Linked DNA regions of Homo sapiens: all the other regions are linked to region 3. Evidence: read pairs that join two places in POLR2A ChIA-PET (ENCODE). Cell type or tissue: HepG2. All regions are shown on one strand. Region 1 overlaps ZNRF1 (zinc and ring finger 1). Region 2 overlaps ZNRF1 (zinc and ring finger 1). Region 3 has its middle 6.6 kb from the start of WDR59.

The links. Peaks named below come from ENCODE experiments on the same cell type or tissue, not always from the same donor. Only the 100,000 strongest peaks of a DNase experiment are listed, where the experiment ranks them.
Region 1: POLR2A ChIA-PET joins it to region 3 with 27 read pairs; 27 of 35 experiments call an interaction of 5 or more read pairs at or near these places.
Region 2: POLR2A ChIA-PET joins it to region 3 with 11 read pairs; 16 of 35 experiments call an interaction of 5 or more read pairs at or near these places.

What each region holds. Positions count from the first base shown.
Region 1 is chr16:75,110,043-75,112,542 of GRCh38, reverse strand. It overlaps ZNRF1 (zinc and ring finger 1), which reads right to left. Exons shown (of 5, transcript NM_032268.5): 5 at 1,549-2,500. LDHD (lactate dehydrogenase D) reads left to right here. Exons shown (of 11, transcript NM_194436.3): 11 at 22-679. The coding sequence ends at 187. Among named protein-coding and RNA genes, the nearest start is that of LDHD, 5.5 kb to the left of the region's middle. RefSeq lists an enhancer at 1,207-1,256. In HepG2, CTCF peaks have their summits at 1,132 (motif pointing right) and 1,801; DNase peaks (open chromatin) are centred at 1,132 and 1,782; H3K4me3 peaks cover 646 bases.
Region 2 is chr16:75,069,135-75,071,634 of GRCh38, reverse strand. The region is part of intron 1 of ZNRF1 (zinc and ring finger 1); the gene reads right to left. Among named protein-coding and RNA genes, the nearest start is that of LDHD, 46 kb to the left of the region's middle. In HepG2, a CTCF peak has its summit at 1,433; a DNase peak (open chromatin) is centred at 1,144; H3K4me3 peaks cover 635 bases.
Region 3 is chr16:74,990,472-74,992,971 of GRCh38, reverse strand. No RefSeq gene overlaps it. Among named protein-coding and RNA genes, the nearest start is that of WDR59, 6.6 kb to the right of the region's middle. In HepG2, no CTCF peak of the experiment used is centred here; a DNase peak (open chromatin) is centred at 1,211; H3K4me3 peaks cover 1,637 bases.

The sequences.
Region 1 (2,500 bases), 120 kb before region 3:
ATGTCTCCTTCCTGCCCCCAGGCGGGCACTGGCTCTCCACGGAACGTGCACGGGGGAGCATGGCATCGGAATGGGCAAGCGGCAGCTGCTGCAGGAGGAGGTGGGCGCCGTGGGCGTGGAGACCATGCGGCAGCTCAAGGCCGTGCTAGACCCCCAAGGCCTCATGAATCCAGGCAAAGTGCTGTGAAGGGGGTCTGAGCACTTAGCCCACAAGTTCCCTGACTACGGAGCCGGTTCTGGAACTTTTCTTCATGCCACGGCCCCTGCAAGGAAATAGATGCTGAGGCAGTCTTCCTGCCAGCGAGCCCACTGTATCTGGGCCCAAGGCCAGAGGGCCCAGAGAGAAGCCTGAGCACCGTGTTACCTCCCTGGCCCTCTGGCTGGCCCCAGGAGCCTTTGGTTCAGTAAACGACCCAGGGTGGTTCCCAGCAAAGCTGCTTCCTCTCTGCTCCTACGCATCCTGTCCTGGCGGGAAGAGAGCGTCTGGGTCCATTCAAGACTCTGATGACACCCCTCCCCGAGGCCTCCCACTGCCGGGGTCCCAGGACCCTTCCCCCTTCACCTGGTGACAGGAACACTCCTTTCCTGGTATGGAACGTGAGCTCCCGTGACATGATGATAGGTCTTCTCCTTGGGGCCTCCCCCAATAAATCTGTAATAAACCTGAAACCCACCTACAGCTACCTGGAAGTCAGCAGGCAGCACTTCCTCCCCTCCCCCTCCAGGGTCTCTGTCCTTTGGTCAGTGACCCCTTTGTTTTGGGGCTGTCCTCTGACTTCTTATAGCCTGGGGAGGAGGTTGGTGCTCAGGGTTCGGAAAGGAACCCAGGTCCCTGTCCCAGCTACTCCGCCTCAGAGCTGAGGACCTGCCCACGGCACATGTCACTCAGGATGGGCTCCCCAACTGGGCCTGAACCGGGCCTCTGAACACACTGAATGTGTTCCTCAGCAGCTGCCACGTCTCTAGAAACAGAGATGAGACTATTTTTGCACCCACCTCTTCATGGGGTGATGTATCGTACCACCAGCTGTTTTGCCCTCAAGGTCTGTCCACCCGAGGGCCTGCCCCTGTCTTGGGCCGGAGCCCGTCTTGAGACCTTGGCAGTTGTTCCCCCCTAAGCCCACAGGAGGGCGCCCGAAATCATGAAGCTCAGATACCACGCGGCATCTGCAGCTCACGACTCCTCTGCCCAGGGCCTGCGGCACTCAGCCCTGGGCAAACCTCCTCCTAGGGTCAGGTAAGTCCTGGCAGCCTGGAAGCCAAGCTAGTCCTCCATCCCCTGCAGGTCCCAGGAACCTGCAGTGCTGTCTCATCTTCCTTGCCCCTCTAGCCTTCGGTCCCTTTTGGAAAGAGGCATGTCACACCCCACGCCCTCCCTGGCCTCCGCCCCTCTCCTCCTCCCATCAGCTGTCAGTGCTCAGGCAGGCTGCTAGGCCTTAGGCAGAGGCAGCTGCGCTGAGACGCCCCAGTCCAACTTCAGTTCTTGGAACCCCTCCTCCGTGCTAATACTGGGCTCCAGCCGACAGCAGTTACACCAACCTGAGCCTGGAGGCTACTCCTCCGTGACGTTTCTGTCCCGTGCTGCCCTGGTGGGGAGCAGAGACCGTGCCAAGGGCTCACTGGTGACAAATCTCAGCCCTCTCCCCAAACCACCCCAGCACGCGTGTGCTCATCACCGAGACAGCCCTCTCGCCCCTCCCCTTCCAGCCAGCCAGCCAGCCACCCACTCTTCCAGGCGAGAATCCTGCAGCAGCTGCGCTCTCCCTCCTGGGTAGGACTCTTCTTTGATGCGCCCTCCAGTGCCTGGCAACTAGGAGGCGCTCAGCAAATGACCATTTCCCACAATCTTTTATTAAGAAAAATTCCAAACATACAGAAAAGTTGAAAGAACAAGTACACTGTTCACTGAAATACCAGCCACTGCAGATTCAACAATGAACATTTTGGCCTTATTTGCTTTGTGTATTTTGGGGGGAACTATTTGGAATTAAATTACACATTTCTTGAAGGCATTCACCTATATAATCCAGCATCTATCTCCTAAGAATGAGGACATTTTCCCATGAACTGCAGTACCGTTAAATGGCTATTAGAGGAATGGTTGGTCTTTGTGAGGGTCTCACGTCCAGGAACCTCATCAAAGTGTGCTAGGCCCTTAGCAGAGAGGGTAGAACCTGCTCGCCGGCTCCCTCACCTTCTCTCCCATCCCAGAAAGGCAGAACAGGGGCAACACAGGATTCTGGAGAGCTGTCCAGATAGAGGATCACAAACATGAGCTCCACCTGGGAAACACAGACAGCCCCAATCCCACCCCCACAACAAGAGCAGGCAACCTGGGTCCAAATTCAGAGGACACCACAGCCGGCAGAGGGCTGCAGCATGCCAGGTAGGACGGAAGTCGCTGGGGGTGGGGATGAGCACCAGCCCCTAGAGCCTGGAATAGCACCCGGCGTGGGCTACAGCCCTGCCCCACCCACCTCACAGCTGCTCGGCTCACCCA
Region 2 (2,500 bases), 79 kb before region 3:
GTGTGGGCCTGGGACTGTTCTGACCCAGAGTACGGCCAAAATGCTATGACTTGTAAGGCTAAGTCACACAAAAGATGCAGCCACTGCCTATTTCAAGACCCTCACCCTTGGAAGCTTGCCACCATGCTGTGAGGAAGCCCAGGCCACATAGAGAGGCCACCATCAGCATTTGGATTGACGGCCCTTGCTGAGGTCTCTGTGGAGAACCAGACACGTGAGGGAATGAGCCATCAAAAGGTACCTGTGGCCAGGTACGGTGGTTCACACCCGTAATTGGGAGGCCAAGGTGGGCAGATCGCTTGAGGTCAGGAGTTCGAGACCAGCCAGGCCAACATGGCGAAACCCTGTCTCTACTAAAAATACAAAAATTAGCCAGGTGTGGTGGTGGGTGGCTGTAATCCCAGCTACTTCGGAGGCTGAGGCAGAAGAATCACTTGAACCCGGGAGGCGGAGGTTGCAGTGAGCCAAGATTGCACCACTGCACTCCAGCCTGCGTGACAGAGCAAGACTCAGTCTCAAAAGAAAAAAAAAAAAAAGACACCTGTGCCTGACCTTCTAGTTTTCAGCTGAGGTCCCAGACATCATAGACTAGCTGCTTCTGCTGTGCCCTATGCAAATACAATACCTGACCCACATAGTCCATGGGCATAATAAATAGTTGTTGTAGGTGATCGAGTTTGGGGGTATTTTGTTATGCAGCACCAGTATGAGAACAAATGGATAAAGCATAGTTTATTCACATAATGGAAAACTATTATAGCAAGGTGACGAAAACTCTACAACCCTACACAACAAGATGGGCGGCTCCCACACATGATGTGAATGAAGGAAGCAGACACATGAGTGCACGAGGATCACTATCTGATCCGATCTACTTAAGATACAAAACAGGCAAGGCAAGTCCACGCTGTTACAAGTCAGGAAAGCAGTACCTCCATGGGAGCTGCAACTGGGAAGGGGTATGGTGGGCGGGGTTGGGGGAGGGTTCCTAGGATGTCAGTACACAGAGGTACTTAGTTTGTGAATGCATCAGGATGTATGCTTATGATGTAATATAAGCACTCCTTTGTATGGAGAGTAAACTGCAATAAATAGGTTTCCTTTTAAAAAATGCTGACAGAGTTGCAAAAAAATGTGGATGTGGATGCTAAAGAGGAAAGCAGGATCGGGGGCAAGGTCCATTGAGGGTTTAGGTGCATCATTCCAGAAACACTGCAGAACTGTTGAACAGTTCAGAGGTGGCTTATATTTCAGAAATATTACTTTGGCCATGGTGCAGTAAATGGATTGGGAGGAGTCGAAAAGCTTGCAGAGCAGTGGGGAGTTACTGCAGTCATTCAGGCTATCGGTGGTGTGAATGGAGAGGCCGGCCTGGGCTAGGCGGCCCTGCTGCCCTGCCAAACATGAAGGTCCCTATGCTCCTGGGGCCAGTGGGCTGGCTGCCCAATGGGCCATCTGCTGGACTTAGAATCCAGAAGGGACATCTGGTCAACCCGACTCTGAACAATTATTTGTCTTGATTACTGAGTTTTTTTGGCATCCCCTTATATTTTCTGCCTGGCTCTGGCAGAAAGTGTATGGATTAAAAGGATTTTTAAAGGGTTTACTCTCTTGGACATGTTATTAGCTTAGAAGTCAGAGATTTAGGGGTGTAGAAGTTAATGATACTCAAGCAGCTCGCTTGGGCAACTGGGTAAATGGTGGTTTTTGTGGAGACATGAACTCTACAAGGGGAATGGGCTGCTAGAAAGGGGGCAGGGGTGAAGATGATGATACAGTTTGGGGCATACCAAGTTCTAGGAATGTGAGAAACATGTAAGTGGAGATAGCTGGTTTATCTGGTGTGAGGGGCCGAGGCCCAGGGGGAAGATCTGGACTGGAGATATGGATTAGGGTACAAACAGTTTTAAAAAGTCCAGATGAGGCCATGCACAATGGCTCACGCCTGTAATCCCAGCACTTTGGGAGGCCGAGGCGGGTGGATCACGAGGTCAGGAGTTTGAGACCAGCCTGGACAATATGGCAAAACCCCATCTCTACTAAAAATACAAAAATTAGCTGGGCATGGGGGCACCCACCTGTAGTTCCAGCTACTCGAGAGGCTAAGGCAGAAGAATTGCTTGAACCCAGGAGGTGGAGGTTGCAGTGAGCCGAGATCGCGCCACTGTACTCCAGCCTGGGCAATAGAGCAAGACTCTGTCTCAAAAAAACAAAAGCCCAGATAAGCCCACTCCAGGAGAATGTACAAAGATCCAAGACTAAGCCTGAGGGGAAACCATTTAAGGGAACAGAGTTAAACACCTGGGCAAAGATGGTGGATACAGGAAATATAAGAGAGCAGTGAAGAATATTTACAGCAGGGTAAGAGGAAAAAATAACCCCCCTGCCAAACAAATGATGTTCCCATACTGGAGATGTCTATGTGCAAAGCAACTCTTCTTGCCTTCCTTTTTTTTTTCTTTTCTGAAAAGGCAATAGTGCCACTGAAAGATTATCTCCT
Region 3 (2,500 bases):
GCGTGCCACCGTGCCTGGCTAAGTTTTGTATTTTTTTAGAGACAGGGTTTCACCATGTTGCCCAGACTGGTCTTGAACTCCTGGGCTCAAGCAATCCTCCCGTCTCAGCCTCTCAAAGTGTTGGGATTACAGGTGTGAGCCACTGCACCCAGCAGAGGAATTCTTCCAATGACAATTTTGTTTTCTCTGTATACTTTCCAAAGGGGTGAAAAAGACTAGATCTACTTAACAGCTGTATTTCTTTTTGTGAATTAATTATTTGGCCTTAAGATTTACATTCTAGTGTGCTGATTATTATAAGTCACCTCTCTCATAGCTGGCACCACTGAACAGCTGAGATCTTGTACTGCAAAGGTGAAGCCCCTGCTCTGTGCAATGTGATTGCACTCAGCTTAGGTGCCCTGTGGGACCCCGAATGGTAGCCTATCTCAGAAAATGTCCTGTTATGGCTGGGCACAGCGGCTCATGCCTGACCAACATGGTGAAACCCTGTCTCTAGTAAAAATACAAAAATTAGCCAGGCATGGTGTCAGTTGCCTGTAATCCCAGCTACTCGGGAGGCTGAGGCGGGAGAATCGCTTGAACCCGGGAGGCAGAGGTTGCCGTGAGCGGAGATCGCGCTACTGCACCCCAGCCTGGGCAACAAAGGGCGACTCTGTCTCAAAAAAAAAAAAGAAAAGAAAATGTCCTGTTATCTTGTTTTGTACTAACAATAAACCACTGATCCACTTACCACAACAGTCAGGAGGAAGAGCTGATAAAATTTTTGCTGCCAAAGCCCTTTGGAAATGCGAGTGCATATCTATTCTATTATAGAAAGCCTGGGACTTTCACTATTCAGAAAATAGGGGAAAGGGCTTGTGAGGGCCTACTCCTGAGAAGCAGTGGGGAACTCCCGTCCACCTCCCTGTTTCTGTGAGCCAGAGGAAGGCGAGGGTTTCCCATGGCTTTGGAGGGCATCCCCAGCACCCCTATCACCCCACTGGGGGTGGACAAATGCCTTTTAGTGAGAAACTTCCTCCCAGGCCCTCTCGGAGCTCTTTAAATTTTATTGTTTTGCTTGAAAGGAGACAGCTTAGAGAAATCAGGATAATGAGTAACCAAATACACATGGCCGGGAGGCTGAGCACAGGACCATGTTCATAAATATTTGTTGATTGATGAAGAGAGGGAAATTATTACTGGGACTCAGGGCCAGGGTCCAAGGTTCCCAGATGTAAATGAACTGAGTAGTCAGCTAGCTCCAAATTCTGCAGAAGAGCAAACAGAAGACTAGAAAGATAAAGGATCATGTTCAAATTGCATGGCTAGTTGCTGATAAGAGCCCAGCCCAGGCCCTGGATTTCTGGGTTTGCTGTGTACCCTGCTTTCCTGCCGCTTGGCTAGCAAGTGTCCTGAAAAAACACAGTTTCATGATAAATCCTCTGTGGCAAAGTGGGATCTACTTGACAAAGGACCCTCAGTGGTCCCCAGCCTCTGATTCAGATGCAAAATCCTAAGTCCCCCAAGTTACAGAATGGACCACCCTCCCCCAGGCCAAGGGGACTCCAGAGAAACCTGAAAAACTGAATTTCTGGCCATCGTGGGAAAGAAGGTCATTATACCCCCCACCTTTTCGAGTTTAGGCACAACTGATCAGCGTTAAGGTTGAAATAGAGATCATAAGACTGACAGAACAGACGCTTTGTGGCAATAAGATACCGAATTCCAACCTGACTCTGGTATAGCATCATATAACAGACAGCAGACCCTGAAGGAAATAAAAGTATTTTACCCCAAAATATATTTCTTTGGCGTAGTTTGAAATGGCTCTTCAAAGCACTCTGTTGTGGGGGAAATTTTGCATCGTAGAGAACGCAGCTGAGACTTTCCTGCATTTAAGAGAGATTAAGAGGCCGAGCGTGGTGGCTCACACCTGCAATCCCAGTACTTTGGGAGGCCAGCGGGGCGGGAGGATCGCTTGAGCCCAAGAGTTAGAGATCAGCCTAGGCAACATAGTGAAACCCCATCCTAATTTTTTTTTTGAGACAAGGTCTTGCTCTGTCACCCAAGCTGGAATGCAGCAGCGCCATCTTGGCTCACTGCTCTGCCTCCCGGGTTCAAGCAATTCTCCTGCCTCAGCCTCTGGAGTAGCTGGGACTGCAGGCATGTGCCACCACGCCCGGCTAAATTTTTTTTGTATTTTTATTAGAGATGTGGCTTCACCATGTGGTCTGGAACTCCTGACCTCAAATGATCCACCTGCCTTGGCCTCCCAAAGTGCTGAGATTACAGGCGTGAGCCACCTTGCCTGGCCTTAATTTTTTTTTTTTAAAGAGATAAACTGATATTGACACCTTTTAAGGCCCTGAGAAATTTACTGCCTATTCTCTCTGAAGGCTGATGCCTGTGAAACTTTGTCTTCATAACAAGAACCTTGGTCTCTATAGCGTCCCTCATATTAACTGAAACATTTCTTTCTATTGACTTCAAGTCTTTAGACACAGTTGAACTCTTTTAA